Regions from separate parts of the Homo sapiens genome. Here region 1 is linked to region 2. Evidence: read pairs that join two places in POLR2A ChIA-PET (ENCODE). Cell type or tissue: PC-3. All regions are shown on one strand. Each heading gives the region's core, and the rest is flanking DNA. Links, peaks and the distances in the headings are about the cores only.

Region 1 (16,912 bases), core at 6,762-10,761, 77 kb before region 2:
TGAATCCCCAATGGCCTTTGCAAGAAAGTATTTTGATCCTTACAAAAAACATTATTTTCTTCATTACCATTTATAAAGGACAGATCCAAACTGTGTAAGGCAAGCCTGCAGAAGACACCTCATTCTCTCCGATTCCAAAAGGGCCAACCAATGTGTGGCTTTGCAACATTCTTGACAACAATTCCACTAAGTTGCTGATGTCGCTTGTCTCACTAAAGAGTGTGCCTTCTATTCTTTTGTGTTTGGTCCATCTTTATGATATATAAAAAATCTATGTCCATGGCTGTATTTAATTCCCTAAAACAGAATATAGCTGGAATCAGATTATACATATTTTTAGCCAACCATAGTAATATGGGTCTTGAAAATATATTTTCCTCTTGAAAATAAGAATGTCAAAATGGAGCTACGATGAATGAGATCCATTTGGTGTTATTAATACTATCATAAACTTCTTGTTGCTTAGTATCAAAAAAAATTAAAGTCTTTCTGTGGAGGTTCCTGTCACAACCCCCAAAGCCAGACTAGAATATCTGGAATGGCTATGGCCCTGCTAGATGACATCCCTATGTGATAGTTTGGTTATAGATGTCTCAGAGCTTTCTGGAGGAAAATAGTGAACTCCCACCTTGTTGAAGTTATAGCTTCTCTAAAAAGTAAGAGTTAATGAATCCCATGTCTACGCAAATATGCCCACACATACATCTAAAATGACCAAATGTCAATTAGATGTAGAAGTACCAAAATCTGCATTTGGTTGATACAAGGCCAGTATATACAATCTACAATTGGGATATTGCTCATAATAATTTAAAAAATTAGGAAAGAACATACTTTTTTGTTAGTTTTTATTTGTGTTTTTCTTTTATTTTGTAACGCTGTTTCAGATCTCTTAGTGTCCATGCTTTGAATCCTACCTCATCTCTTTGCCCAGCTCAGTTTCTGAGAACGATAGTTCAAATCTGATAACAGATTTCAGCTCACTCAAGGGCAGACTTTTACAGCAACCTACTTAGGTTACAAAATTAAACTCAATAAATTTGTCTCTAATGTAATAGATTGGAGCAAAAGTAATAGATTTAAATCCTATTTAATCAGACCTATAATATATGATTCTTAAGTTTATTTATTAATTTAAGAAGCTCCAGAAAACATATTAGGTAGTAGCTAAAAACACCCATCATTTTTTATGGAAAATATCCCATTATTCATATTGCATTGGCCATAAGTATATTTTTGTGTACATAATAAAGTGATCACTATTTGTATAGACTCATCAGAAAAACAAATCAGAAAAGTAAAAATTGCATTCAAGTTACTTGAAAGCAGCACAGCACTGATTGATGCCTGAAATTTCTAATACATAAAGTCACAGAAATCATTGTTAGTATAAAAAATTTCAAGGAAGTATATTAGTTATGATCCTCAATATGCTAAATATTTGTTTGTGTGTGTGTGTGTGTGTGTGTGTGTGTGTGTGTGTATTTAGTAGATGTAGTGTTCCCCAGACACCTCTTCAGGTATCTGATTCCCCAGCTGTGAGGTGTGTTAGCTGCTGATGGCTTATAGGTGAGATATTCTCCAGGTATTGCCTTCTGCCAATGGCAGCTGCCTAACCCAAAGGTACACTCCATCCCTGGGTTACCCATATTCAAATACTAGTCAATGTGCAAGAACAAAGACTGGCCCCTTGCCTCAAGAGATTGAATTCTTAAGAGCCATTTTAGCTCCACAGTTCTTCATGTGATTGGTTATGACAGCTGCTGTGAATTCATTCTAGGTCAGCTTCTTCCTCTACTCAGTTCTCTCGCCTTGTCCTCTCACAGATGTTTGCAAGAATAGCCCCCAGGAAAACTCTTCCATTCAAATCTGAAAGCTGGTTTTCTGTGAAACCCAACTTATAATGTGTGAAATAAATAATAATAATAATAATAATAATAATAATAATAATAATAATAACTTTAAGTGCCAATACAAGTATCTATGATTATCTCTGGGTAATGAAATCATAGAAAAATTTTTCTGCACTTTCCTGTACTTATCATATGTACTATTCTAAACTCTGAGCATCTTTACAAATTTGGAAAAAATAATCCTTCTTTAGAAAAATTCTACAAATAAATAAAAAAATATGTAATTACTAAAAATGAAAAAAACCCATGAATAATATGTAATCTATTTAATAGTGAATGTTTGACTGAGAAAACAGAAGACATAATAGTTGCTTTGAAATGTTGGCATAATTACTATATAGACAAGAAAGTACTTTTTTAAATTTCTGAATTTCTCCAGAAGGGAAACTCAGCAGCAGCATATGAAATTTGTTCCATAGATATTACTAAAAATACAATCAGGTATTTTTCAATAATCACTGCTTGCAGGAAAATTCAGGATACAAAAGATAAAATATGAAGGGGATTCATTTACTTGATGGATTGAAATCCTGCTTAAACAGATGATCAGCTTAGATATTTCTATGTATTCAAAGAAACACAACAGCATCTACTGTTAAACACATATGACTAGTGTAGAAATTAAAATCTAGTCTATTTCACTGACACAGGTACAATACTATTAAAAAATATACCCTTTATGTTGTTTAAGGATGGCACATTAGATTTCATTAACTAAATTTACAGGTTGAAATTACAAAGTACGGCAAGGAGTACTATACTGAAAAAGCAATGGGCTCCATCAGCCACTAGATACACCATAAAGTGCTCTCAGCAAACAATTTTTTCGTACATTTCAAACCTAAGCATTTTACTCTAATAACATACATATAATATTACAACTGATAACAGCTATGAATAGGAAAGTCATCAGATAATGAGCAGATACTAAGGAGCAAGAGAAGGTCAAATGAAGTAAACTGCCTCCCCAGAGTTGCTGATTTCACCATCAACAGGGCTCCCACAAGATTAACTATCAATTTCTAACCTTGGAAGTTGAGAAAACAAGTTGGAAATTCTGTTGAGTTATAACACGTCACTTTATTGTAAATGTAGGAGAGTAAAACACTATTTATTGTATTAAAAACAAAAGTACCTGGAAATTTTGGTTGGCAAAGAAAGAAAGTGTATCCTTTTGGTATGGCATTCTTTATAGCAATTCATCCCAAACACATCTCTTCAGCAGAAGCCACCCACTGTTGTGTATGCGGGCACACCAGCTATGATTAAACAACTTAATTTTACCTCTTGCTGCATAGGTTATTAAAGCTTCTCATCACACTTTAAAACAATTGAGCTGAGTAAAATTTCTTCCTTAAGATACTGGCAATTTCTCTTTGGTGGCATGATGGATAGAAAAACAGGGACAGAGATGGAAAGAAAAGAGAGATAATTTAAGTTCTAAGAGAAAAGTCAAGAGAAGAAAAATAAACATGCATTCCTTTAAGAATTAGGTAAGAACATAAAAAATTTGAAAATCAAAGCTATACTGTATTATCTCTTTTCAACAGTAGTAACAACTATGATTACTGTACATTCTTATAAAATTATGATGGATTAAAACTTATTTGAAATAATGATGATGATTGATGATAATATTTTCCTCAGTCATTAAAAGAAATAATGTAGAATACATAATCCACATCCCAAAATTCTACAAAATATATGAGAATTGGGAAGACAAAAATATGGAGGCTATGAGCTCAGAAGCTGTCATATCATCCTTAATATATCTAATGCACTTCTTAAATTGAAATCCTATTTATTATTATTGGAAATAAATATCTCAAAATAAATGCATGCCTGCTTTTGCAAGAGTAATACTGTCTAATTAATAAAATGCTTGTATAAATTTATGTAATTATCAAGGTGCAAATATATATTCCCACATAAATATATGCATATTAAAAACACATTTACTGAATTATAGCAGAAGAAGAAATCACCTTTTTTTTTTTCTTCTTTAATGACTACTAATGTGGGACAATTTCTAAACCAAACATTGCATCTGGTAGTTCTGTGATGTATCTAAAGTTAGCAGTATTGTAGGAGAATGAAATTTAAACTAATGTATCTTCTAAGGATCCTAACTAAAGAAATTTAGAGTTATACCTGCAGACCTTTCTAGAATAAACCAAACTGATGGTATGATTTATGTATGACTTCTTTTGGAGCAAATTTTTCAGTTTTATATATTGTTATCATAAACTCAAGAAAATATAATTACTGTTCTTCACCTTTGTTCACCTTCATGACATTTAATTTATAGACCAGAATTTATTGATTGTTTGGTCAACTGAATACACTTAGGCTTCAAAAATTAAGTGTAATTTATTAAATAACAGTATAGAAAATGTTGTTTTATAATTTTAAAACCACTGTTAGTACTACCTGCTTCACCTACTCCAAATATAAGTGTTTGGATTAAGTGTTAAACTTCACTCTTAGATGCCATGTCCTGCCTGCACACTTGAAACAATGTAATTTTCATCAAATTTTGTTCCAATTATGCAGTTCTATATCAGCAGTCTCATAGCAGCAACTGCAATCTATTATTTATGCAAATCACATAGGAATTTTGATTAAAGTAGTATATACAGAATCACTTTATAGTCTTTATAAAGGTTTATATAGACATGAGAGAAAGAAAAAATAGATTGTCTACATGACAGTTTATGCAAAGTGTATAAAATATAGTCAGCTTTGTGAAAGTGACCATTTTAACTAGTTAGCAGGTATCATTAAAACACACTTGCTATACCTGGGATTGGGGCATTTGGGATTACCACATGCATCCTAGCATTTATGCCACAACCACTTTAAATAACCCAATTGTTACTATTTGCAATGAAATTAACTGTTATAATTCTCCCTCTGATTTTTTAATACTTCTATTACAAACCATGTTGCCAATCTCAACTGTGAAGGGTAGAGATATGACTGCATCACCTTCCACCCATGAAATAAGGATCTCTTTATACTTTTGATAAATGAACTGTTCCCAAAATAAACTTATGTGTATTCAATAAAAAAAAAAACTATGGAGATTGCTTTTTTTCCCCTATTCATGCATTCTTAGCTCAAAACCAGATGTCAGCAATATTAAGATGTAGATAAAGGGGAATACTAAACCATTTGGCCTATATTTAAAGATATTTAATAGTAATTTTTTCTCTCCACTTAAGCATTCTTTTGTCATTTTTATGTTTCTTTTATTTGGTTTTTTAAAAAGTAAATATTATAAAATAATAATCATGTTCTTTTGATATTTGTATTGATGCATACACAATTAAAACCTGATTATTCCTAATGTGTGAATAAATTATAAAATATTTAATTAGATGAAGTCATGACTTGACACTCCAAAATTCTTTTCAGCTATTAATGAATTTCTGTATTTTGTGTTTACTGTTATAATGTGAAAATATTACTTACTGATTTTTTTAGTAAGGCTTATGAGTAGTATTACTACAGTAATATAAGGTCATGAAAAATTGTATGTATTAGAAATCCAATGTTAAAGAAGCAAACCACTTCCATTTTGTATAATAGCTTCTACATAAACTTTCTAGGGATTTTTTTAGTAAATAAGCAAACATCTTACCTATATACATATTTTAAGTTACATTATTTAATTGTGGTAGAGACTTTTGGATGCCATTACAGCAGACTTTCCCAAATATCTTCTTTTCTGTTAAAGTGCTAAAAATAGCAAGTATTAATACTCCTTGAAACCAAGGCAAAGAATGTATGACCCAATATTTGTCACTGAAACCTGAGATGAGACTGCTTAGGAGATCACAGAAAAGATATTTCTATCTGATTAAAAAAAAAAAAAGACAGAAAAGAAAGGTAAAGCAATGAGGAACCGTCCTCCCTGCATTTGGATGTGGCTTTCTGGGAATGTAATGCCTTGAAGCTACAACAGCCAATTACGACCTTGTAGAAAAAACTATGAATGACAATCTTGCTGAAGATGTGGAGTAAAAATAAAGAAAAAGAGTGTAGCCCTTGAAAAATTCCCTGAGAAATGAAATAACCAATCCTGTCACAGCTCTACACATATGAGATAAAAAATATTCTTATAGTTCAAACCACTTTTAGCTGCATTGCCTAATACTTGCAGCTGGAAATATTCTAAATGATACACTACTATTTAAGGCAAGGACTGTTTCCCTGTAAAATTTCTAAAATAATATATTCTAACATTTCTGTAGCAGAAACTGCTTGTTTTCATTTAATACCCATTCTTTCCTTGTGATAGTTATAGAACCTCTAGTTTTAGATGTACACACAGCTATAAGATTTGGCTTCCTGATCCCTTTGTAACTATGTGAACGCATATCACTAAATCCTAGCAAAACAGGTATGAGTGAAATTGTTGTATACAACTTCCTAGGTTGAGCCCTGCAAAGTAATCCTGCCCTTCCTCCTTTCCTCCCCTTCCCAATGGCTGGAATATAGATGTCGTGGCACAAGGAGGGTGGCTATCATAAACCACTGGATAGAAACTCTCTGGATACAAGGGTGAAACAAAACAACAAAGAAAAAACTTGTATCCTCCTGTATTAGTCTGTTCTCACACTGCTACGAAGAAATAGCCGAGACTGAATAATTTATAAAGAAAAGAGGTTTAATTGACTCACGTTCCACACATAGCTGGGGAGGCCTCAGGAAACTTACAAGCATGGCGGAAGGCACCTTTTCACAGGGCAGCAGGAGAGAGAATGAGTGCCACCAGGGGAAATGCTAGACACTTATAAAACCATCAGATCTCATGAGCACTCATCCACTATCATGAGAACACCGTGGGGGGACCACCCCATGATCTAATCACCTTCCACAAGGTCCCTCACCCAACATGTGGGGATTACAATTCGGATTACTATTCAAGATGAGATTTGGATGGAGACACAGAGCCAGACCATGTCACCCCCACACTGTGCCATTATCAGAACTCTCTTTGGTTAATTAGGCTTGAGTTGTTACATGAGAAAAAAATCATCTTCTAACCTTTTAAAGTCACTGTTTTTTTTCGGGGTGGGGGGCGACGGGTCTTTGTTATAGGAACAGCCTTTGTCCTAATGAAAATCATATTTATTTATTTATTAGAAATCGGGTCTTGCTCTGTCACCCCATACTTGAGTGTAGTGTTACTACCACAGTTCACTGCACCTTTCGACTCCTGGGATCAAGCAATCCTCCTCCCTCAGCCTCCTAGGTAGCTATGTCTATGGGTGTTGGGGGTCGTGCACAGTACCATCACCAGCTATTTTTTTTTTTGGTAGAGAAGGTGTCTTTCTATGTTGCCCAAGCTGGCCTTGAACTCCTGGCTTCCCACCACCGTGCCCCAATGGGCTGGGATTACAGGCATGAACACTCCATGCCTGACTGAAAAAAAAAATACATATATATATATTTTATATATATATAATATATATTATATATTATAGATATTTTATATCTATAATATATATTATATATTATATATTTTATATCTATAATACATATTATATATTATATATATTTTATATCTATAATATATATTATATATATTTTATATCTATAATATATATTATATATTTTATATATATAATATATATTATATATTATATATATAATATATATATTATATATTTTATATATATAATATATATATTTTATATATAATATATTATATATTAAATATATAATATATAATATATAATATAATATATATTATATAAATATATAGAATTTATTTTATATATAATATATAATATATAATATATATTATATAATATATATTATATATATTATTATATAATATATATTATATAATATATAATATATATTATATATATAATATAATATAAAATATATTTTCTATAATATATATAAAATATCTATATATATTTTCCTGAGACGGAGTCACTCTGTCACCCAGGCTGGAGTGCAATGGCATGATCTCAACTCACTGCAACTTCTGTCCCCGGGGTTTAAGCAATTCTCCTGCCTCAGCCTCCGGAGTAGCTGGGATTACAGGCGCGCCACCATGCCTGGCTAATTTATGCATTTTTAGTAGAGACGGGTTTTCACATGTTGGCCAGCCTGGTCTTGGAACTCCTGACCTCATGATCTGCCCACCTCAGCCTTCCAAAGTGCTGGGATTACAGGCATAAGCCACCGCATCCAGCCCCAAAATAATTTTTAAATAGGAAAACTGCTTAGGTTTTTATTTTGAGTTTAAATTTGTTGAAATAGTTTAGAAAATAATCTTGATTTTTCAATTTAGTTAATGTAACTACCTGTACATTCCTATTACATTCCTATAATTTTAGATTTTTTAAAGAAGTATGTTTATGAACTTTGGGAGGACGGGGAGGGTGGATCACTTGAGGTCAGGAGTTCGAGACCAGCCTAGCTAATGTGGTGAAATTCCATCTCTAGTAAAAATACAAAAATTAGCTGAGCATGGTGGTATGCACCTGTAATCCCAGCTACCTGGGAGGCTGAGGTAGGAGAATCACTTGAACCCGGGAGTCGGGGGTTGCAGTGAGCTGAGATCTTGCCATTGCACTCCAGCCTGAGCGACAGAAGTGAAACTCCATCTTGAAAAATAAAAAAAAATAAGTATGTTTATGTATGTTGCATACACAAATTGAACCCTTAAATCCTGAAGAGAAAATAACATATATGTGTATAAATATATATATCTGCAAACAAAATTTAATGAATTATTCTTATTAAATGACAGCTGATTCAAAATATATAAGAATTACATTAAAAAATAAAACTATTATGTTGTTTAAAAAGTTCATCAGCAAGAATGACTTGTGGCACTTTTCTCAACAAATATATGTTTGCTTTGGTAGCTAATGAGTCTTGAGGAAAACTAAATATTTACAGTGAAATATGAGCTATTCAGTTCAAATGAAATATTATATCAACTGAACACAATAAAACTCCATCTTAAGACTCAAGTAATTCTGTTAACAGATACCAATTTTTTTTTCTTTTTTCTTTTGTTTTGTGATGGTCCTGGACTTGGAGATTTTTAGTGTAATGAAAAACTTATGTTGCTGAAAATTATCAAAACTAAATGACTAAGAGGCCAGCTGCCAATTTGAAAGTAGTCCATAGAAAAAAAATCTGTTATAGGATACAAAGTTACAACTAGATAGGAGAATAGGTTCTAGTGTTCTATAGCACTGTAGGATGACTATAGCTAGAAGGACATGGAATGTTCCCAACACAAAAAAAACGATAAATGTTTGAGATGATGGATATGCTAATTACCCTGATCTTATCACTATGTATTGTATGTATTTAAACAATACTGTGTACCCTATAAACGTGCACAACTATTACGTGTCAACTATAAAAATTAAATTAAATTTTATAAAAATAAACTATGGATTTTGTCTATAAGTTGTTTTTATTTATTTGAAATAAAATTACCTGAGAATGCATAGGTAATAAGTATTGACAGATGTGTTGATTTACTGTTTATATAATATTGTGATTTATTTAAACTCTTTGACAATAAACTATTACTTTGACAAAATAAACACCTGCTTATAGAGGTAAATGAACATTCCAATACTACGACTCTCAGAGTCCTACCATTATGACTTTAGAAAGATTTATTTTAGAAAGATTATATATTAACAGAATACTGTCTAACTTTCTAATAAAAAAACTAAAAAAAATGTAGGAAATAAAAATAATATTTTCAATTACTACATCATATGTCATGTATTTGGTGTAAAATCACTATAGCTTTATATTTTTAAAACATGAATCTTTAACTATTTTAAACAATGAATAGCATAATTTAAAACAATGTTGTTTATTCATTTATTACCTACAAACCCACCATCTGTAGCCCTATTTAAAATATTTCTTCTAATATCTCATTTTAAATCTTGTGAAGCATGTTAGACAATTTTTGAATAATAGTTAATACAAATGTAAACCTATTTCAATAAGTTAATATGCAATTATAAGTTTTGGATCACTCATTTTCTGAACTACATAAGGAGATATACCTAATGCTAAATGACGAGTTAATGGGTGCAGCACACCAGCATGGCACATGTATACATATGGTAACTAATCTGCACATTGTGCACATGCACCCTAAAACTTAAAGTATAATAATAAAAAAAAAAAATTCAGTTTCAGATTGTCTCTGCTAACCAAGAATTGAGCCGCAATGCTTTTCATTACATGACAACGCATTTTAATGCTAAGCCAAGGAAGCCTGTTGTGTAAATGGCCTTCTGAGCTTCTCAGGTACTTGATACTCTTACTCAGGGCTCCATCTGATTTGAAGACCACCCCTACTCCCAGATTCCTAAGTATTTGGCAAACACTTTCTCATTCCTCAATACTGTGCCAATGAAACCTCTTCTATAAGAAATTTTCCAACTGAAAAGATGAAGGTAGTTCCCTTAAAATATTTGTCTTTGAATCACCATTGCCGAAAAGTGGGAAAAAAAAACTGGTCGGGGGCAATTTCTTAGAGATTTATTGAATGATAAGTAAAATTAAAATGGTATAATAACAACAACAGAGGTAACATTTGTTTCAATTATTTGTAGTTTGCTATTTTATTCATAGTTGTTCCCTCTGTGAGCAGAGATATAATAGGAAATGTAGTTGGTTTATTTTATTTTGGAGCATTATTTCTCTCCAAATAGTTACAGACTCAAGTCGCTTACTTTTAGGAAAATTCTTTGTAATTTAGGAAATCAGTAGAGAACACTGACTAAGATCTTTGGCTTCAGAGTCAAACAGGCCAAATCTAAGACTTACTAGCTATGTTATCTTGGGCAAACATCTTCAATTCTCATTCTAATATTCCAAATTTAACTGGTCTTTATTTTTTTTCATTTCTATTCCATTACTCCTTGTTGAACTAAGCACATTTTTGATAACATATTTACCACCTGATGATAGTAAGCTGAATGACATTTGATTTAGATTTTTGTTTATACATGTAGATCTGCTAAAAATATGAGAAAATATTTCTGTAAATTTAGCATGATTTTATCTGTGAAAAGGAATAGTGATTATTTTGTTAATATTTAGCAAGGAAACTTTCCTATAAAAGTTACAACTAATGAGAATCTTAAAACAATATCTTGATAAGGAAAACATTAAAATCCTGTTAACAGCTTAGAGTTATATTTGTTTGCAATCACTCTTTTCAAAAATTACATATGCTAGTTAACTATTTATTTGTATTTGCACATAGATCACTAATAGTGAAATATCTTTTTTGTCATTTTAATCTACAAATGAAGTGGATGAATATATTATAATTCAATTATTGTCTTGTTTGCTGTACAACAATCACAACTACTAGAGTCACCACTAAAGACAGAAGGGCATCTGCAATTTAGTTTCAATAAGCCAAGAGAAAGGTAAAATGGCTTTTGTTAACATTGTGCTTCTCGGACTGGGGTTCCTGTATTGGGTGCCATGATATGGAATGTTCCATGTTACTGGAAATGTAGTGGTTTCTCCTGAACTCCCAATATATCAGTTTTCTAAGTAATATTTGAAAATATTATTTTTAAATTGAAGCAAATATGTTTTTTGATTCTTAAACTAGGTTTTGATGGATGAGTAGAATTTTTCACTAGTACTAGAATGGAACAAAATGCAAAAGGCCTATAAATTTTAAATAAAAATGATATTTCAAAGATATTTCACAATGCTAACACTGAAGAATTTTTCAATCTGATATGGTATGGAAATGAATCATGTTTTCTGTGTTTGGAGGCTAGAAGAAAATCTTTCATGTCTTTGTACGTCCTATGTTCAAAAAATCCCCACTTTCCTTAAAGAGCTCCTGTTGCCCTATCTAGAATACACATTTTCCTCAGTTCTCATTTTCTCACTTAAATAGCCAGATTATAAAATGTGGATGGATGCACCAGCCATTACATAGAAGATCAATAATTGTGTACTGCATTACCTGAGAATGCAGGAGCATGTGCTTAGAACACTAGCAAATTGGGGACACTCAGACAACTGGGGACACTCAGACAGTTACAATATACAAAAAAAATTTTTAAACCTTAGTGAATTTTGTATTTATAGTTTTTCTAAAATAATGCAAAGTAGACATCATGGGAAAAAAAGCAGAACTTAATGGGAATTCCTTATACTAATTTCTCACTCTGCTTTCTATTTTGAATCAAATATAGGGCAGTGAAGGGGGACATCACAAGTTGTTCAGGTAGCAACAACTGCAAAAGTCTTCCTCTGACTTTGTGGATATCCATCAAAATCTGTCAAGGAGGCAATTGTAGGAGCACTCCTTTGTTTATGAAAATCATCAGCTTAGCAGGTTTTGGAAATAACTTCAGATCCTAGTCCTAACAATTTTCAGTCTCCTCTGTCTTGACTCTCTATCATTCACAATTTGTTTACGCACATTTAATTTCTTATACCTATGGAACATGCCACGTACTTTTATACCTCTATAACTTTGCATGTGTAGATCCCTGTCAGGTATGCTTTCTTCCACCTGTTCAAAGAACAAACTCTGCTCATTCATCAAAACACAGATTGAGTGTCATGGACTCTGTGAGGCCTTCATTGAATCACCTCCCACTACAGATGTAATTTGCATGTACTTATCTGACTTCCATTGTCACAGTGCATTGAATCATTATTCAACATGTCAATCTTTTCAACTATCACAAGGATTCTTCAGGGAGGAGATGGTACGTCTTGGGTAGTGGGCTAAAAGTGGCACACATGATTATTTAAAAACAAAGAGGTCTTTTCCTCTTTACTGACATGCTTTCAATCTCAATGATTATTTAATATAAATTCTATAAATATTAAAAGATAAATGTGTGTATTTAGCAAAGAAGGACTTTAACTTTATATAGATGAAGAATGTTTGTTTTTGAAATGATATATTTTAGCAATTTATTTTCTAAAGTGTTTTCTCATACATTTGATTGCCTGATATTCATAATAATCCTCTCATTTCCTGAAAAAACAAATATCATTCTCATTTTTAAAGGCTGAGTCATACAAATATATGACTAGCTCGAGAGCAAAATAGGTAAGTGCAGAAGGCTCTCTCTCTCTGTGTATCTCTCTCTATATATATGCAAACACATTTTTAATTTAATATCTGATCACATATTTCAGTTATTGCATAGACACTTCTGATTTACTGGAAAATGATAGATCCTGCATATTTTGGAAAACATGCTTAATCTAAATGTGGTTTAATTGCTAAACAATGAACGATTTTTTAAAGTTCAACTTAAGTTATAAATTATGTAATTGATAATGACAGAAAAAATGATTAACATATGTTATGTACTTAATATACATAGTTGCATCAGCATGACCTGGATGTGAGACATAGGGTTAAAGGAGATCATTTTGGAGCTTTAAGATTTGACTGCCCCTTGGATTTCGGACTTGCGTGCGGCCTGTAGCCCCTTTGTTTTGGCCAATTTCTCCCATTTGGAATGCGTGTATTTACCCAATCCCTGTACCCCTGTTGTATCTAGGAAGTAACTAACTTGCATTTGATTTTACAGGCTCATAGGAGGAAGGGAACTTGCTTGTCTTAGATGAGACTTTGGACGGTAGAGTTTTGAGTTAATGCTGATATGAGTTAACACTCTGGGGGACTGCAGGGAAGGCACGATTGGTTTTGAAACGTAAGGACAAGAGATTTGGAAGGGGCCAGGGGCGGAATGACATGGTTTGGCTGTGTCCCCACCTAAATCTCATCTTGAATTCCCATGTGATGTGGGAGGGACCCTCTATGAGGTAATTGAATCATGGGGGCAGGTCTTTCCTATGCTGTTCTCGTGATAGTGTATAAGTTTCATGAGATCTGATGGTTTTAAAAAGGGAAGTTTCCATGCACAAACTCTCTTCTCTTGTCTGCCACCATGTGAGACATGCCTTTCACCTTCTGCCATGATTGTGAGGTCTCTCAGCCACATGGAACTCTAAGTTCATTAAACCTCTTTCTTTTGTTAATTGCCCAGTCTCGGGTATGTATTTATCAGCAGCATGAAAAAGGACTAATACATGTACATATTGGAACATAGTAAATATGGTACTTTTCATTTTAACAACAGACAAAAGCATACTTTTAATCAATTGTTTTAGTGAAGCAATTTTCCTTTGCTGAGCTATGCAGATATAAAACAGAAACTTCAAGACCTATTTGCATTACTATTTACCAAATTGTTCAAATTGCTATACAATGGACAGTGTAAACATACTGACTCCAGCATCATTAGGCAAATCTCTGACCACTATTATCTGTTTGTCTGCTTATTCTGGCTTTCTGGAAAATAATGACAATAATACCTACAATACAGGGTTGTTATTAATATAAACAAACACATAATAAATGACAAAACCAGTTCTAATATATGCCTTTACTCCAAGGCACTACACTCTGTGTTGTGTTCATTTTAGATTTTTCAGTACAGTTTTGTTTTGTTTATTTGACTTTTTAAAAAAGATTTACTTTTTTTTTTTTGAAACAGAGTTTCTTTCACTCTTGTTGCCCAGGCTGGAGTACAATGGTGTGATCTCGGCTCACAGCAACCTCCGCCTTCCAGTTGCAAGAGAATTTCCTGTCTCAGTCTCCTGAGTACCTGGGATTACAGGCGCCCAGCACCATGCCTGGCTACTTTTTGTATTTTTTGTAGAGCCGGGGTTTCATCATGTTGGCCAGGACTGGTCTTGAACTCCTGACCTCATGATCCACCCGCCTCGGCCTCCCAAAGTGCTGGGATTACAGGCGGGAGCCACGGCGCCCAGCCAAAGATTTATTCTTATACCTCTGAATATAGACAGAAATCTGGACTCAAGAAAATTTTGATGATTTTAACCTAAACCATATTTTTCTATTCCTATTGCTTTGATAATAGCACAAGTTGTATCTGTCTCAGTAAACTTTAATGTAATTCAGAGAACCAACAGCCAAGGGACACATTTCTCCACCCACTACATCATAATAGAGAACAGAAATCACATTCAATTCAAAATACATTTAGAGTCATTTCAAAATTGATAAAGTACATTTTTCCAATTTGCTTACATAATGTCACTAGAAAATTATACTCTAGGGTATTAGAAACAGTGTGGTCAAGGTATTTTAGAAAATTAGAGTGATTTTTGAATATTTTTCAAGCTACATGACAAAATACAAAACAAATGAAACATAGAGCATTTGTCCACGTGCCTTTAAGAATTACCTTAGAACATTTGGTTTGGCCACTACCCCGTCTGTAGTGAAGATGCTGGAGCACAATCTACATCTAAGCATTTTCCAGACGTTTATTTACAGAAATGTTAATACTGCCACTGGCAGCATGTGATTGAATCGTTTAAGTTTAGCATAGATGGCCTGGTGTCAGCCTATGCTAATTGATGGCAAAGTAAATGGCAAAGTTGCTTTTCTAGGCCTCAGTTCCTTGCTAGGGAAAATCAACTTAATGTTTTATTTTTGTCCATGGAATAAAACTGTTTACATGTGCAATTTCTTCCTGTGTTTGTGCAAAAACAGATGCAATTCTGTGTTACGTGGAGCCAGAATGCCACAGAGATAGGTCACAGTTTATTCAAAATTGTAACTATTTTTAAATCTTTTCTGCTATTTGATGATATTAAATATTCTTGCTTTTTTCATGTCACAAATTGCATTAATGATAACATTATAAAAAAGGTTATGTGATATTATAAAATTAACTCTCCCCATAAGTGAGAAAACTTTAATATTTAACAAGAAAATTTTCTTTTATTTTGGTGGTCTTTCATTTTGTCTTTTTGCCAATATCATCTGCTACTTTATGGATAAAATGGAGCTAGAGTTTGAAACATAAACACTATTACCAGAAATATTCATTTAAATATAATGGAGGAAATAGAAATCTCTTTTTCCTCCATGATCAATTTCAACACCAATTATAAGTCAAAACATCAAGGCTTCAATATAAATACATTCAACTACCTTGCATTACCAGTGTTTGATGATGAAATCCTAAAAGATGACATATGGTGAATCTTGAATCTTTAGAAATTTTACAAAAGAGCACAAAATATATAACATATCAGATCACAATACCAATAAGCAGTCACCATAAAAAATTGTAAACGTCAAGGTGGCATTTCATCACACAGATGACTTAATCTATTGTACTGTCACAAGACTGCTTGATTTAAATATTTGTCTTTTTTATTATGATGAAAATTGAAACACTATAATCCTGTACTATAAAATGCTATGGTAATATTCAAGCAATTGGAGTACATGATTTGATACCAAATTACGTTCTCAAAGGCCTCATTTCTGCTTTTGATTTTATGAGTGTAGATGCAAAGATGCAACCTTTATTATATTGGTTGAGGATGTCTTCCAAGATGTAAATTTAGAAAAGGTTTTAAGAATATAGCAAAGCATACCATCATGAAACCACCCAATAGGTAGCAGTTGTAATGGTTTCAGAATTGTATTTGTTGTTACTACTGTTTTTATGTAGTTTAAAGAATAAAATACCTATAAAAATATTTGTCGTTATCTTTTTTAAGTAACTATATAGCATAGATTATAAACCCCACTTGTCTCTCATTAGTATTTTAGATTCTCCAGAGTTGAATGCATAACACTATAACATTATCAGCAAATAGAAAAAAACAGTTTAGCGAGAAATTATGATTTCAATTTTGTTTGGGGTACTAAAAACACTGTCATTTTTAAAATTCATGACTACAACTTCACATTACTTAATATACATTAGATTATTTGTCTTCTCAATAACAATCATTTGGTTTTTCCCAAGTGATTGTTCTTACCATTTTTATTATAAAATCAGGTTTAAAAGTTATCTTAAAATAGATGCTTTTCCAGGAAAAATAAAGTCTATAAATTTCACTTTTCTGTAATTTTACACACAGAGAATGAATCTTAGGGT
Region 2 (16,912 bases), core at 4,207-8,206:
TCCTTGCCCATGCCTATGTCCTGAATGGTAATGCCTAGGTTTTCTTCTAGGGTTTTTATGGTTTTAGATCTAACGTTTAACTCTTTAATCCATCTTGAATTGATTTTTGTATAAGGTGTAAGGAAGGGATCCAGTTTCAGCTTTCTACATATGGCTAGCCAGTTTTCCCAGCACCATTTATTAAATAGGGAATCCTTTCCCCATTGCTTGTTTTTCTCAGGTTTGTCAAAGATCAGATAGTTGTAGATATGTGGCGTTATTTCTGAGGGCTCTGTTCTGTTCCATTGATCTATATCTCTGTTTTGGTACCAGTACCATGTTGTTTTGGTTACTGTAGACTTGTAGTATAGTTTGAAGTCAGGTAGTGTGATGCCTCCAGCTTTGTTCTTTTGGCTTAGGATTGACTTGGCGATGCGGGCTCTTTTTAGGTTCCATATGAACTTTAAAGTAGTTTTTTCCAATTCTGTGAAGAAAGTCATTGGTAGCTTGATGGGGATGGCATTGAATCTGTAAATTACCTTGGGCAGTATGGCCATTTTCACGATATTGATTCTTCCTACCCATGAGCATGGAATGTTCTTCCATTTGTTTGTATCCTCTTTTATTTCATTGAGCAGTGGTTTGCAGTTCTCCTTGAAGAGGTCCTTCACATCCGTTGTAAGTTGGATTCCTAGGTATTTTATTCTCTTTGAAGCAATTGTGAATGGGAGTTCACTCATGATTTGGCTCTCTGTCTGTTGTTGGTGTATAAGAATGCTTGTGATTTTTGTACATTGATTTTGTATCCTGAGACCTTGCTGAAGTTGCTTATCAGCTTAAGGAGATTTTGGGCTGAGACAATGGGGTTTTCTAGATACACAATCATGTCGTCTGCAAACAGGGACAATTTGACTTCCTCTTTTCCTAATGGAATACCCTTTATTTCCTTCTCCTGCCTAATTGCCCTGGCCAGAACTTCCAACACTATGTTGAATAGGAGTGGTGAGAGAGGGCATCCCTGTCTTGTGCCAGTTTTCAAAGGGAATGCTTCCAGTTTTTGACCATTCAGTATGATATTGGCTGTGGGTTTGTCATAGTTAGCTCTTATTATTTTGAAATACGTCCCATCAATACCTAATTTATTGAGAGTTTTTAGCATGAAGGTTGTTGAATTTTGTCAAAGGCCTTTTCTGCATCTATTGAGATAATCATGTGGTTTTTGTCTTTGGTCCTGTTTATATGCTGGATTACATTTATTGATTTGCGTATATTGAACCAGCCTTGCATCCCAGGGATGAAGCCCACTTGATCATAGTGGATAAGCTTTTTGATGTGCTGCTGGATTCGGTTTGCCAGTATTTTATTGAGGATTTTTGCATCAATGTTCATCAAGGATATTGGTCTAAAATTCTCTTTTTTGGTTGTGTCTCTGCCTGGCTTTGGTATCAGGATGATGCTGGCTTCATAAAATGAGTTAGGGAGGATTCCCTCTTTTTCTATTGATTGGAATAGTTTCAGAAGGAATGATACCAGTTCCTCCTTCTACCTCTGGTAGAATTCGGCTGTGAATCCATCTGGTCCTGGACTGTTTTTGGTTGGTAAGCTATTGATTATTGCCACAATTTCAGCTCCTGTTATTGGTCTATTCAGAGATTCAACTTCTTCCTGGTTTAGTCTTGGGAGAGTGTATGTGTCCAGGAAATTATCCATTTCTTCTAGATTTTCTAGTTTATTTGCGTAGAGGTGTTTGTATTATTCCCTGATGGTAGTTTGTATTTCTGTGGGATCGGTGGTGATATCCCCTTTATCATTTTTTATTGCGTCTATTTGATTCTTCTCTCTTTTTTTCTTTATTAGTCTTGCTAGCGGTCTATCAATTTTGTTGATCCTTTCCAAAAACCAGCTCCTGCATTCATTAATTTTTTGAAGTGTTTTTTGTGTCTCTATTTCCTTCAGTTCTGCTCTGATTTTAGTTATTTCTTGCCTTCTGCTAGCTTTTGAATGTGTTTGCTCTTGCTTTTCTAGTTCTTTTAATTGTGATGTTAGGGTGTCAATTTTGGATCTTTCCTGCTTTCTCTTGTGGGCATGTAGTGCTATAAATTTCCCTCTACACACTGCTTTGAATGTGTCCCAGAGATTCTGGTATGTTGTGTCTTTGTTCTCATTGGTTTCAAAGAACATCTTTATTTCTGGCTTCATTTCGTTATGTACCCAGTAGTCATTCAGGAGCAGGTTGTTCAGTTTCCATGTAGTTGAGTGGTTTTGAGTGAGATTCTTAATCCTGAGTTCTAGTTTGATTGCAGTGTGGTCTGAGAGATAGTTTGTTATAGTTTCTGTTCTTTTACATTTGCTGAGGAGAGCTTTACTTCCAAGTATGTGGTCAATTTTGGAATAGGTGTGGTGTGCTGCTGAAAAAAATGTATATTCTGTTGATTTGGTGTGGAGAGTTCTGTAGATGTCTATTAGGTCTGCTTGGTGCAGAGCTGAGTTCAATTCCTCGGTATCCTTGTTGACTTTCTGTCTCGTTGATCTGTCTAATGTTGAAAGTGGGGTGTTAAAGTCTCCCATTTTTAATGTGTGGGAGTCTAAGTCTCTTTGTAGGTCACTCAGGACTTGCTTTATGAATCTTGGTGCTCTTGTATTGGGTGCATATAAATTTAGGATAGTTAGCTCTTCTTTTTGAATTGATCCCTTTACCATTATGTAATGGCCTTCTTTGTCTGTTTTGATCTTTGTTGGTTTAAAGTCTGTTTTATCAGAGACTAGGATTGCAACCCCTGCCTTTTTTTGTTTTCCATTTGCTTGGTAGATCTTCCTCCATCCTTTTATTTTGAGCCTATTTTTGTCTCTGCATGTGAGATGGGTTTCCTGAATACAGCACACTGATGGGTCTTGACTCTTTATCCAATTTGCCCGTCTGTGTCTTTTAATTGGAACATTTAGTCCATTTACATTTAAAGTTAATATTGTTATGTGTGAATTTGATCCTGTCATTATGATGTTAGCTGGTTATTTTGCTCATTAGTTGATGCAGTTTATTCCTAGTGTCTATGGTCTTTACATTTTGGCATGATTTTGCAGTGGCTGGTACCGGTTGTTCCTTTCCATGTTTAGTGCTTCCTTCAGGAGCTCTTGTAAGGCAGGCCTGGTGGTGACAGTATCGCTCAGTATTTGCTTGTCTGTAAAGTATTTTATTCCTCCTTCACTTATGAAGCTTAGTTTGGCTGGATATGAAATTCTGGGTTGAAAATTCTTTTCTTTAAGAATGTTGAATATTGGCCCCCACTCTCTTCTGGCTTGTAGGGTTTCTGCCGAGAGATCCACTGTTAGTCTGATGGGCTTCCCTTTGAGGGTAACCCGACCTTTCTCTCTGGCTGCCCTTAACATTTTTTCCTTCATTTCAACTTTGGTGAATCTGACAATTACGTGTCTTGGAGTTGCTCTTCTCGAGGAGTATCTTTGTGGCGTTCTCTGTATTTCCTGAATCTGAACGTTGACCTGCCTTGCTAGATTGGGGAAGTTCTCCTGGATAATATCCTGCAGAGTGTTTTCCAACTTGGTTCCATTCTCCCCATCACTTTCAGGTACACCAATCAGACGTAGATTTGGTCTTTTCACATAGTCCCATATTTCTTGGAGGCTTTGCTCATTTCTTTTTATTCTTTTTTCTCTAGACTTCCCTTCTCGCTTCATTTCATTCATTTCATCTTCCATCGCTGATACCCTTTCTTCCAGTTGATCGCATCGGCTCCTGAGGCTTCTGCATTCTTCACGTAGTTCTTGAGCCTTGGTTTTCAGCTCCATCAGCTCCTTTAAGCACTTCTCTGTATTGGTTATTCTAGTTATACATTCTTCTAAATTTTTTTCGAAGTTTTCAACTTCTTTGCCTTTGGTTTGAATGTCCTCCCGTAGCTCAGAGTAATTTGATCGTCTGAAGCCTTCTTCTCTCAGCTCGTCAAAGTCATTCTCCATCCAGCTTTGTTCCGTTGCTGGTGAGGAACTGCATTCCTTTGGAGGAGGAGAGGCGCTCTGCTTTTTAGAGTTTCCAGTTTTTCTGCTCTGTTTTTTCCCCATCTTTGTGGTTTTATCTACTTTTGGTCTTCGATGATGATGATGTACAGATGGGTTTTTGGTGTGGATGTCCTTTCTGTTTGTTAGTTTTCCTTCTAACAGAGAGGACCCTCAGCTGCAGGTCTGTTGGAGTACCCGGCCGTGTGAGGTGTCAGTCTGCCCCTGCTAGGGGTGCCTCCCAGTTAGGCTGCTCGGGGGTCAGGGGTCAGGGACCCACTTGAGGAGGCAGTCTGCCTGTTCTCAGATCTCCAGCTTCGTGCTGGGAGAACCACTGCTCTCTTCGAAGCTGTCAGACAGGGATATTTAAGTCTGCAGAGGTTACTGCTGTCTTTTTGTTTGTCTGTGCCCTGCCCCCAGAGGTGGAGCCTACAGAGGCAGGCAGGCCTCCTTGAGCTGTGGTGGGCTCCACCCAGTTTGAGCTTCAGGGCTGCTTTGTTTACCTAAGCAAGCCTGGGCAATGGGGGCGCCCCTCCCCCAGCCTCGCTGCCACCTTGCAGTTTGATCTCAGACTGCTGTGCTAGCAATCCGCGAGACTCCGTGGGCGTAGGACCCTCTGAGCCAGGTGCGGGATATAATCTTGTGGTGCATCGTTTTTTAAGCCTGTCGGAATAGCGCAGTATTCGGGTGGGAGTGACCTGATTTTCCAGGTGCCGTCCGTCACCCCTTTCTTTGACTCAGAAAGGGAACTCCCTGACCCCTTGCGCTTCCCAAGTGAGGCAATGCCTCGCCCTGCTTCAGCTCGCGCAAGGTGCGCGCACCCACTGACCTGAGCCCACTGTCTGGCACTCCCTAGTGAGATGAACCCTGTACCTCAGACGGAAATGCAGAAATCACCTGTCTTCTGCGTCGCTCACGCTGGGAGCTGTAGACCAGAGCTGTTCCTATTCGGCCATCTTGGCTCCTCCCTCCTAGTATTTGTTATTATTTTCTAGGGTTTAATATTTTTATAATGCATATTATGAGTGAAAGGGAAAATTAGCCACATATTTTAATTTAAAGAAAGATGATGAGTCATTTAGTTTTATAAAAGGTGTTGGAAGAGAAAGCATTCAGCTGGTGATTACATTTATTGGCATAAAAATCTAGCCTGACTCAACCCATCACTAAATTCTGGGTGAATCATTAAGTAAAAAACAAACACAGGAAACAGAAACACAGCATTTTCCTACTAGTATGTCTAAAAAATATTCTTGGAAATATTGCAGATAACTGATGTGAAAAAATTACTAGGCAATTATATTGTATAAAAAATAAAGTAGAGAAGGATAAAGTCAAAGACAGTTTGTAGGAAGAATTAGTAAAGGAAAAACTGAAAGAAGGAGGAAGGAAGAAAAGGAAGAAAAAGAGAAAATGATACCTCAGACTCACATTTTGATATATTACAGAAAGACTATGCGGTCATACACATTGTCTTTTCTCAGTGTGATTTGTCATTCCTGGTGTATGTGCATTACTCAGAATTTCAGGTCTGAGTCAATAGAGTATATCTTGAAAAACAATAGGTGTTTTTGAATGAAACAAATTAAATTTGTTTTTGAATGAAAAAGAGATTTTTCATGGCTCTAGCATTTAAACACTTCTCCAGTCATATCTATTTTCTTTTTTTACCATCTCTCCTTAAAGGATATTATCATATTTTTTCAAAACCCACGACAGTTTTGACCGTGATGTAGACATATACCATGACAATATTAAGAAAATATGTTGACAGAGAACTTGGACTTTCTTTTTTAGGGGTGCAGTTTTCTTTAAAACATCCATGTGATTAGAGTCCATTGTATTTTAATACAAGCAAATTGTGATAAACATAGTTTTTTTTCAAGTATCTATAGCTTTAAAATTTAAGATATTTCTAAAGCTTCAGACTAATGGTCAACTACACAGAAAACATATTTTCTGGTAGTTCTTACATTGTGGGAAATCACTGGGATTTCAACTAGAAAACTTAAATTCCAATTCAAAGCTTGTGACTAAAACCAGCTGTGAGCTTTTGACATATGGTTTGGCTTCTGTGAACAAGAAGCTAATGAAATATTGTTGAAATTGAATGATTAAACCCAATGTAAAAATGAGTGCCCAATGTAATCATTAATAGTAACATTTTCTTAAATTACACAGGCCATTTTAAAAATCAATATAATAAAAATTCATACATAGAACCACAACCAACATATGATTATATGTGGCATAAATATAAATTCTAAAAGGCAAATCTTAGTATAATGAGAAGAAATTCTAAAATCCCCACCCTGATGGCTTAGAACGGTGACTGTCATTTCTCTAGCGTTGGTTCAACAGTATTTATTTTCAAAAGTCACATAACTTTGCTGGAATGTTAACTTAGGTCCTGCAAATTTCTTAAATATATTTTAATATAAATGATTATTATATATTGCTTTGTAAAATTTCACATAGGGTTATTGCAATCTTAGGACATATCATCATGTAACTTGACATTTAAGAACTCCATGAATAAGTAGTTTGTCTTCCTCTACTAACTGTTCTGATTCTTAATTACTTGAAGGATGAGCAAACGATTGCTTATTATATGAGGCATAACTATTATTAAAGATCATTATTAGAACCATAGATATTAGAAATAGAAAGGACTTAAAAGTTAATAAAGTTTTTCTCATTTTGCAATGAAAAAAATGAGAACCTCAGGGGTTAATAGATAGACGCATAGTTGTACAACTAATGAAATGGCAGAGCCAGAAGTATATCTAACTTTTAAAAAAAAATTTTTACTTTAAGTCCCGAGATACACGTGCACAATGTGCAGGTTTGTTACATAGACATACGTGTGCCATGGTGGTTTGCTGCCAGTATTCACTATTGACCCATCCTCTGAGTTCCTGCCCCTGGCTCTCCACCCCCCAACATGCCCTGATGTGTGTTGTTCCCCTCCCTGTGTCCTTGTGTTCTCATTGTTTAACTTCCACTTATGAGTGAGAACATGTGGTGCTTGGTTTTCTGTTCCTGTGTTGGTTTGCTGAGGATGATGGCTTCCAGCTTCATCCATGACCCTGCAAAGGGCATGATCTCATTCCTTTGTATAGCTGCATAGTATTCCATGATGTATATGTACCATATATTTTTATCCAGTCTATCATAGATGGACATTTGGGTTAATTAAATGTCTTAGCTATTGTGAATAGTGCTGCAATAAACATATGTGTGCATATGTCTTTATAATAGAATGATTTATGATCCTTTGGGTGTATACCCAGTAATGGGATTGCTGGGACAAATGGTGTTTCTGGTTCTAGATCCTTCAGGAATCACCATACTGTCTTCCACAGTGGTTGAACTAATTTACATTCCCACCAACAGTGGAAAAGCATTTCTATTTCTCTACAGCCTCAACAGCATCTATAGTTTCTTGACGTTTTAATAATTGCCGTTCTAACTGGCATGAGGTAGTTTCTCATTGTGGTTTTGGTTTGCATTTTTCTAATGATCAGTGATGTTGAGCTTTTTTTCATATGTTTTTTGGCCGCATAAATGTCTTCTTTTGAGAAGTGTCTGTTTAAATCCTTTACCCAATTGCGATGGGGTTGTTTGTTTTTTTCTTGCAAATTTGTTCAAGTTCTTTGTAAATTCTGGATATAAGACCTGTGACAGATGGGTAGATTGCAAACATTTTCTCCTATTCTGTAAGTTGCCTGTTCACTCTGATGCTAGTTTCTTTTGCTGTGCGGAAGCTCTTTAGTTTCATTAGATCCCATATGTCAATTTTGGCTTTCATTGCAATTGCTTTTGACATTTTTGTCATGAAGTCTTTGCCCATGCCTATGTCCTGAATGGTATTGCTTACGTTTTCTTCTTGGGTTTTAATGGTTTTGGGTTTTACATTTAAGTCTTTAATCCATCTTGAGTTAACTTTTGTATAAGGTGTAAGGAAGGGGTCCAGTTTCTGTTTTCTGCATATTGCTAGCCAGTTGTCCCAGCACCATTTATTGAAGAGGAGATCCTTTTCCCGTTGCTTGTTTTTGTCAGGTTTGTTGAAGATCAGATGGTTGTAGATGTGTGGTGTTATTTCTGAGGCCTCTGTTCTGTTTGTCTGTATGCCTGTTTGGCACCAGCACCATGCTGTTTTGATTACTGTAGCCTTGTAGTATAGTTTGAAATCAGGTAGCATGATGCCCCCAGCTTTGTTCTTTTTGCTTAGGATTGTCTTGGCTATATGGGGTCCTTTTTGATTCCATATAAAATTTAAAGTAGTTTTTTTCTAATTCTATGAAGAATGTGAATGGTAGTTTGATGGGAATAGCATTGAATCTGTAAATTACTTTGGGCAGTATGGCCATTTTCACAGTATTGATTCTTCCTATGCATGAGGATGGAATGTTTTTCCATTTGTTTGTGTTCTCTCTTATTTCCTTGAGCAGTGGTTTGTAGTTCTCCTTGAAGAGATCCTTCACATCCCTTGTTAGCTGTATTCCTAGGTATTTTATTCTCTTTGTAGCAACTGTGAATGGAAGTTCACTTATGATTTGGTTCTCTTTAGTCTGTTCTTGGTGTATAGGAATGCTTGTGATTTTTGCACATTGACTTTCTATCTTGAGGTTTTGCTAAAGTTGCTTATCAGCTTAAGGAGTTTTGGGGCTGAAAATCATGGGGTTTTCTAAATATAGAATCATGTCATCTGCAAATCGAGGCAATTTGACTTCCTCTCTTCCAATTTGAATACACTTTATTTCTTACTCATGCCTGATTGCCCTGGCCAGAACTTCCAATACTATGTTGAATAGGAGTGATGAGAGAGGGCATCTTTGTCTTACGCCAGTTTCAAAGGGAATGCTTCCAGCTTTTTCCCATTTAATATGATATTGGCTGTGGGTTTGTCATAAATGGCTCTTATTATTTTGAGCTACATTTCATCAATACCTAGTTTATTGAGAGTTTTTAATTTGAAGCAATGTTGAATTTTATCACAGGTCTTTTCTGCATCTATTGAGATGATCATGTGGTTTTTGTCTTTGGTTCTGTTTATGTGATGGATTATATTGCTTTGCGTATGTTGAACCAGCCTTGCACGCCAGGGATGAAGCTGACTTGATTGTGGTGGATAAGCTTTTTGATGTGCTGCTGTATTTGGTTTGCCAGTATTTTACTGAGGATTTTAGGATCGATATTCATCAGAGATATTGGCCTGAAATGTTCTGTTTTTGTTCTGTGTCTGACAGGTTTTGGTATCAGAAAAATGCTGGCTTCATAAAATGAGTTAAGGAGGAGTCCCTCATTTTCAATTGTTTGAAATAGTTTCAGAAGGAATGGTACCAGCTCCTCTTTGTACCTCAGGTAGAATTCAGCTGTGAAGCTGTCTGGTCCTGGGCTTTTTTTGGTTGATAGGCTATTAATTAATGTCTCAATTTCAGAACTTGTTATTGGTCTATTCAGGGATTCGACTTCTTCCTGGTTTAGTCTTGGGAAGGTGTATTTGTCCAGGAATTTATCCATTTCTTCTAGATTTTCTAGTTGACTTGCATAGAAGTAATTTTAATATTCTCTGATGGAAGTTTGCATTTCTGTGGGGTCAATGGTGACATCCCCTTCATCAATTTTTATTGTGTCTATTTGAATCTTCTCTCTTTTCTTCTTTATTAGACTTGCTAGTGGTGTATTTATTTTATTTTATTTTATTTATTTATTTTGAGATGGAGGCTTGCTCTGTCGCCCAGGCTGGAGTGCAGTGGCGCGATCTTGGCTCACTGCAAGCTCCACCTCCCGGGTTCACGCCATTCTCCTGCCTCAGCCTCTCAAGTAGCTGGGACTACAGGCACCCACCACCACATCCAGCTAATTTTTTGTATTTTTAGTAGAGACGGGGTTTCACTGTGTTAGCCAGGATATTCTCGATCTCCTGACCTTGTGATCTGCCCGCCTTGGCTTTCCAAAGTGCTGGGATTACCGGCGTGAGCCACCGCCCCTGGCCTATTTTGTTAATTTTTTCAAAAAAACAGCTCCTGGATTCATTGATTTTTTTGAAGGTTTTTTTGGGTCTCTAAAGCCTTCAAGTTTGTTCTGATCTTAATTTTTGCTTTCTGCTAGCTTTTGGATTAGTTTGCTCTTGCTTCTCTAGCTCTTTTAATTGTGATGTTAGGTTGTCAATTCGAGGTATTTCTAGCTTTCTTATGTGGGCAATTAGTGCTATACATTTCCCTCTTAACACTGCTTTAGCTGTGTCCCAGATATTCTGGTACACTGTCTTTTTGTTCTCATTGGTTTCAAAGAACGTCTTGATTTCTGCCTTAATTTCATTATTTTTTCAGGAGTCATTCAGGAGCAGATGTTCAATTTTCATGTAATTGTGTGGTTTTGAGTAAGTTTCTTAATCTTGGGTTCTGATTTGATTGCACTGTGTTCTGAGAGTGTTTGTTATAATTTCAGTTATTTTGCATTTGCTGAGAAGTATTTTACTTCCAATTATGTGGTCAATTTTAGAGTAAGTGCCATGTGGTGCTTAGAAGAATGTATATTCTATTGATTTTTGGTGGAGAGTTCTGTAGATGTCTATTAGGTCCACCTGATCCAGAGCTGAGTTCAAGTCCTGGATATCCTTGTTAATTTTCTGTTTCACTGATCTGTCTAATATTGACAATGGGGTGTTAAAGTTTCCCACTATTATTGTCTGGGAGTCTAAGTCTCTTTGTAGGTGTCTAAGAACTTGTGTTATGAATCTGGGTGCTCCTATATTGGATGCATATATATTTAGGATAGTTAGCTCTTCTTGTTGAATTGATCCCTATACTGTTATGTAATGCCTTTCTTTGTCTTTTGTGGTTCAAAGTCTGTTTTTTTCAAAGACTAGCTTTGCAACCCCTGCTTTTTTTTTTTTTTTTTTTTTTTTTTTTTTTTTTTTTTTTTTGCTTTCCATTTGCTTGGTAAATTTTCCTCCATCCCTTTATTTTGAGTCAATGTGTGTCTTTGCATGTGAGATGGGTCTCCTGAATAGAGCACACCGATGGATTTTTTGACTTTTTATCCAATTTGCCAGTCTGTGTCTTTTCATTGGGACATTTAGCCCATTTACATTTAAGATTAATACTGTTATGTGTGAATCTGATCCTGTCATCATGATGCCATCTCGTTATTTTGTGCATAGTTGACGCAGTTTCTTCATAGTGTCATTGGTCTTTATATTTTGGTGTGTTTTTGCAGTGGCTGGTACCGGTTTTTCCTTTCCATATTTAGTGCTTCCTTTAGGAGCTCTTGCAAGGCAGGCCTGGTGGTGATGAAATCCCTCAGCATTTGCTTCTCTGGAAAGGATTTTATTTCTCCTTTGCTTATGAAGCTTAGTTTGGCTGGATATGAAATTCTGAGTTGAAAATTCTTTTCTTTAAGAATATTGAATATTGGCCCCCTAATCTCTTCTGGCTTGTAGGGTTTCTGCTGAGAAGTCTGCTGTTACTCTGATGGGCTTCCCTTTGTAGGTGACCTGGCTTTTCTCTCTGGCTGCCCTTAGCATTTTTTCCTTCACTTCAACCTTGGAGAATTTGATGAATATGTGTCTTGGGGTTGATCTTCTTGTGGAGCATCTTAGTGATGTTCTCTGTATTTCTTCAATTTGCATGTTCCCCTGTCTTGCTAGGTTGGGGAAGTTCTCCTGGATAGCATTCTGAAGTGTGCTTTCCAGCTTGTTTCTGTTCTCCTCGTCTCCTTCAGGTACTCCAATCAATCTTAGGTTCGGTCTTTTTACATAGATCCATATTTCTTGAAGGCTTTGTTCATTCCTTTTCATTATGTTTTCTTTAATATTGTCTTCGGATCTTATTTCAGCAAGGTAGTCTGCATACACTTATGGCCTTTCTTTCGCTTGGTTGATTCAGCTACAGATACTTGTGTAAGCTTCACAGAGTTCTCGTGCTGTGTTTTTCAGCTGCATCAGGTCATTTATGTTCCTCTCTAAACTGGTTATTCCAGTTAGCAGCTCTAACCTTTTATCAAAGTTCTTAGCTTCTTTGCATTGGGTTAGAACATGCTCCTTTAGCTCAGCAGAGTTTTTTATTACCTATCTTCTGAAGCCTACTTCTGTCAATTCGTCCATCTCATCCTCTGTCCAGTTCTGTGCCCTTGCTGGAGGGTCATTGCTATCATTTGGAGGAGAAGAGGCATTCTGGCCTTTTGGGTTTTCAGCATGTTTTTTGTTGATTCTTTCTCATCTTCATGACTTTGTCTAGTTTTGATCTTTGAGGCTGCTGACCCTTGGATGGGGCTTTTGTGGGGACTTTTTCTTTTTGTTGTTGTTGATGCTGTTGTTGCTTTCTGTATGTTTGTTTATCTTTCAATGGTTAGGTCCCTTTTCTGTAGAGCTGCTGTGGTTTGCTGGGTTTTCTCTTCAGGCCCTATTCATCTGATTTGCTCCCACGCCTGTAGATGTCACTCAAGAAGGTGCCTCCCTTGACTGGGGGGTGGGAGCTCTTCTGCCCTCTGTGACTCTCAGGTGGGCCATGGCACCACATTGCTCTTCCTTCCTTTCCATGGATCATACCAGCCGCCTAGTCAGTTCTGATGAGAAAACCTGGATAGCTTGGTTGTTGGGGCAAGATTCACATGCTATTATGGTTCTTTTTGATGGAAGCCTCTGATCGCCGCTCCTTCTTGTCAGCCATCTTGCCCCACCTACCTTTTCTAACTACTAAGGATTCTTTTTACTTCTCCTAGAACTTTTTAACTACTCTAAGCTCTTCTCTAGATATTATAGGTAGCTTCCTTGGAAACATGATTATATTTATTATTCATAATTCTTTCATTGATTGGCTTAACTTTCATTTAAATCATTCATTTGAAACAATTGAAATCTAATGAAATCATCCTAAATTAAAATGGTAATACCACATCAATAAATTTGTCATTTATTGTTCATCTTGGAATACTCTTAGCCTCTTCACATAAAACGTGTTAAAATTAAAATTGTAAGAGTTATTATCTATTTTTCATTTTTATTTATGATTATTAATAAGAGGAATAGATTATCTTATGACTTAGCATAATGTTGGCTTTATACTCATGTGAAACACTTAGTTTATTACTACTCCTACTACCTCATATTTCTAGTCCTAATGTTGTCATAACGGTAAAAACTCTATCTGGTTCATCCTCAAATATCATTACCATCTCTGAAACACTCCAGATAACATTTGCACCATATAAAGAGAACAATACAATTTCATTTTAAAGTAAAATATATTATGCATTCCTGCTAAAATGTTTAAATCATGTAAAATTCATGGAATGTTAAATGTTTACTAGCTGACCAAACAAACATTGCAAATGGAAAACTCATTAATATATTTCTAAGTATAAGCAGAAAAAAATGTCATTTCCATACATTCTAAAACTTTTATTCTCAATGGAAATATTTTCTCATTCTCAAGAGAAAATTATTTTTGTAGTACAATTTTAAAGGGAGTTCAATTATTTAACCTTTGTGCTGCAATTGTTAGTGAATTGAGATTTTTTTTTATGGACACAGTAACATGTGAGGAATATTCTAAATTTATCATTAAAAATAGTATTTTGTATATATCAATAGAACTACTGTTATGAAAAAAAAAAACACTTAAAAAAAGTCACACACTGAAATCTTACCATTTTTCCTGGTGTATTTAGTAAAAGAGTGCCCCCTTGTGATTTCTGAATACTTATACAACAGTGAGGTCTACTAATCCTGGGGAAAAATTTTTAATTAAGAAAAAAAGGCTCCTCTCATCCTTAAAATACAACCAACACTTTATTTTTGCACATGAAACTATTTTAAGTTTAAATTTATTTTACTGGAAGTAGAAAAAATTTATTTCATGGAGATTTATCAGAAAGCAGTTTTAAGAAAACCACTAAACATTCTAGGACGCCAGCTCACAGAATGCATATACTGCTGCTGTTTTCCATTTTTATGCCCACGTAGGTGGCTCTCTAGAGACAGAACACTGTTTCTAGAGAATAAAGCTGCTGAGCTTACATTGATTGGAATTTTCCTGACAGTGCAGCATAATTCTGACATGTTTTGTGCTTATTCTTCATTATGAACCTAGGACACAATACATAGGGCCATATGTTCCTCTGAGTCCTCAATGGAACTCCCAGGGATACCAGCAGGCAGTTGTGTAGATCCAAGAAACAGCAAAGCTCATATTGAGACTGGGAGTGTCATGACTTTGGGAGCTTTGGCTCATGCATATCTGAAACACTGGAGAACATTCGATATACCATTAACTGAATGTGGTACCAATGAGAAATTATGAAATTAAGTTAATGGAAGACTGGGGATTTAATATAAAATTACTAGGCTAATTTTACCACTGTTTACACTCAGTCAATAATTTATTAGCAATGTAGCTAATTAAGGTTGCAGAGTATCATACTTCTCTGGAAGGACAAAAAATATTTATATGTAATAGAATAGCTTAGTTTGAAATAACTTTTGACTCTCCATTTCTAACCATGAAAAAAAAATCTCTCAATTTAGTTAGCCAAAAAATAATATTGAAGGACAAAATAATGGTTTGGTAGAATAAAAGGGTGATTGATAGATCGGGGAGGCAAAAAAGAATATTAGCTTTTCCAGTTAAAGCCAATTTGTCAAAAGTAGACCAACTTTTTTAGGCTACTTGTAATAAAAGTTGAAAATATAAACAACTATATGAATGTTAGATATTTTTCAGATTATTCAAATTTCACAGTCATCAAAAAATAGAACTTGTAGATGAAAGTACAAGAAAAAGAAATCCGTTTCCTGTGAACATTTCCCTAGACCTGAGTTTCTCAACAGAGGTGGAGCAGTTTTACTCCCTGGGACATTTGGCATTCTCTGAAGACATTTTTGATTGTCACAATAAGGTGGACGTGTTCCTGGCATCTACTGAGTAGAGGCCATAAATGTTGCTAACCATCCTAGAATGCACAGAATAGTTCCCAATAACAAAGAATTTTCTGGTCCAAATAGGTAGACTTAGAATTTTAGATTTTAATAACCTATAAGGCCTTACCTTGCTAGATTTTGTATGCTCCTTTGCATAATTCTTCATTTGAAATCAGGCTGACAGTGGAAGTTTGTGATAGGAAGAACTTGGCTTACAAATATTACCATTCCTTTTTTACTTAAAAACATTTCTACCAATGTGTAAAATATCCTACAACAGATATTTTTCTTAAAAAACTGTGTAAAGGAAAATTATTAATGAATATGTAGAATCCAAGGTTTATCACTCTCTCAGTACTCCATCCCAGTCTCCCACCCTGACCTTCAGATATTCGGGATGGGGTCCAGAAATCTACATTTAAATAATATACCCAGGTGATTATCCCACAGGTGTTTGTAGACTACATTTTGAAAAATGCTACGCAGATTCCCCTGAAGATTCTCATCAGTAAAATATTCCTTTATCTTTACACAAAATTATTTTACAAATTCCAGTGCTCAATATGGGGCATATTTAAACTTGTTTTCTTGTTTCTCTCCCTGGCAGAGAAAAGTCTACAAACCAGCTTTACCTTAAGTAGAGAAACATGGAGGGAGAGAAGGCAGGGAGATAAAAATAGATTTAAAAACTAGGTATCTGATTACATGTAAGGAAATAGAATACTTTGTTTTTGTTGTGTATTTTTAATGATCAAAGTTTCTGAGAGTTTGGAACAGAATGCAAGACAACATTGGAAATCATAGACCAAGGGGTGACTTTGAGTACCTTCTAAGTGTTAGAGAAAATTTTAATATATTTTTAAATTAGCCATTAATTATTCCTATTTTTAGTTTTCTAGCATAAAACAAAATAAGACAAACCCACCTAGTCCCTATACTCAATCATTAAAAATGAAATTGTAGAATTTACTTGCAAATCTCTAATGAATAAGCCACATTTTTGTTATTTCACAGGGCATGCTATCAAAATGACCAGTAACATATCTATGAAATACTAATGTCATTCATTCAATCTCAAAGCATGCAATTTAGACATCATAAATACAACCACGATAATTTAAAAACAACACTAACAGAGCTGTGTACAACTTTGAGGGGAAAGTGACTACCTAAATGATGCAAACAATTTACCTTGAGTGTTTTCTCAATTGAATCAAGCTTTACAGTTAACCAAATAAGAATCCATTTAGAGATTTGCATTAATCAGCATGAGAAATCTTGAAACAATGCCATTATAAAGGAATTTAGCCTTCAGAGCTTACTATATAATTTAAGATTCCATCTGACAAATGTATTAAACTGAACCAAAATGCAAATCCCTAGAATTCTAATCAACTTGGAGGAAAATTACTACTAAGTCTACCCATTTTGCTAACAGAATTATATATATATTTTAAAAGTCTCTATATTATGTATTCTTAGAGAGATCAGTCATCATTAAATAAAAAATGAATTCTTTGTAGACAGAAATTTGGACAATCTAGCTTTAACATTCTAGAACATATAGTTATCAAACCATTAATCAATTATTATACACTGGCTAAGAATACATTTTTCTATGTATAAGTGAAACTTAAAATTGATAACATGATCTTAAATACTATTGATTTTATATACGCTTCCCCAAATTATAGTCTACTTACTTAACAGCTGTCTGTTAGCCATGCCTAAATACTAAAGTTTAATTGGTTTGTATAAATTTATTATAAGGAATAAGGGGAAAATGTGACAGAGGATTGAGCTTTAAAAAATGAATAATAGCTTTTAGTCCTTTGCATTTCACTTTCTGGCTTGCATTTAATCAATATGTATATTGTTGAATAATTTTATATTGTTTAATATTTGAAAAGTTTTATATAAATATGATTCAGAAAAGAAGTGTAATGATTAATTTTGTGTTAACTTGGCTGGGCCACGGTGCCTAGATATGTGGCCCAG

What was found. ChIA-PET counts read pairs that join two places held together with the same protein. Peaks named below come from ENCODE experiments on the same cell type or tissue, not always from the same donor. Only the 100,000 strongest peaks of a DNase experiment are listed, where the experiment ranks them.
Region 1: POLR2A ChIA-PET joins it to region 2 with 5 read pairs; 2 of 35 experiments call an interaction of 5 or more read pairs at or near these places.

The regions. Positions count from the first base shown.
Region 1 is chr4:167,197,780-167,214,691 of GRCh38, forward strand. The region is part of intron 2 of SPOCK3 (SPARC (osteonectin), cwcv and kazal like domains proteoglycan 3); the gene reads right to left. Among named protein-coding and RNA genes, the nearest start is that of SPOCK3, 28 kb to the right of the region's middle. In PC-3, for the core only: no CTCF peak of the experiment used is centred there; no DNase peak of the experiment used is centred there.
Region 2 is chr4:167,277,204-167,294,115 of GRCh38, forward strand. No RefSeq gene overlaps it. Among named protein-coding and RNA genes, the nearest start is that of SPOCK3, 51 kb to the left of the region's middle. In PC-3, for the core only: no CTCF peak of the experiment used is centred there; no DNase peak of the experiment used is centred there; H3K4me3 peaks cover 1,161 bases; H3K27ac peaks cover 1,555 bases.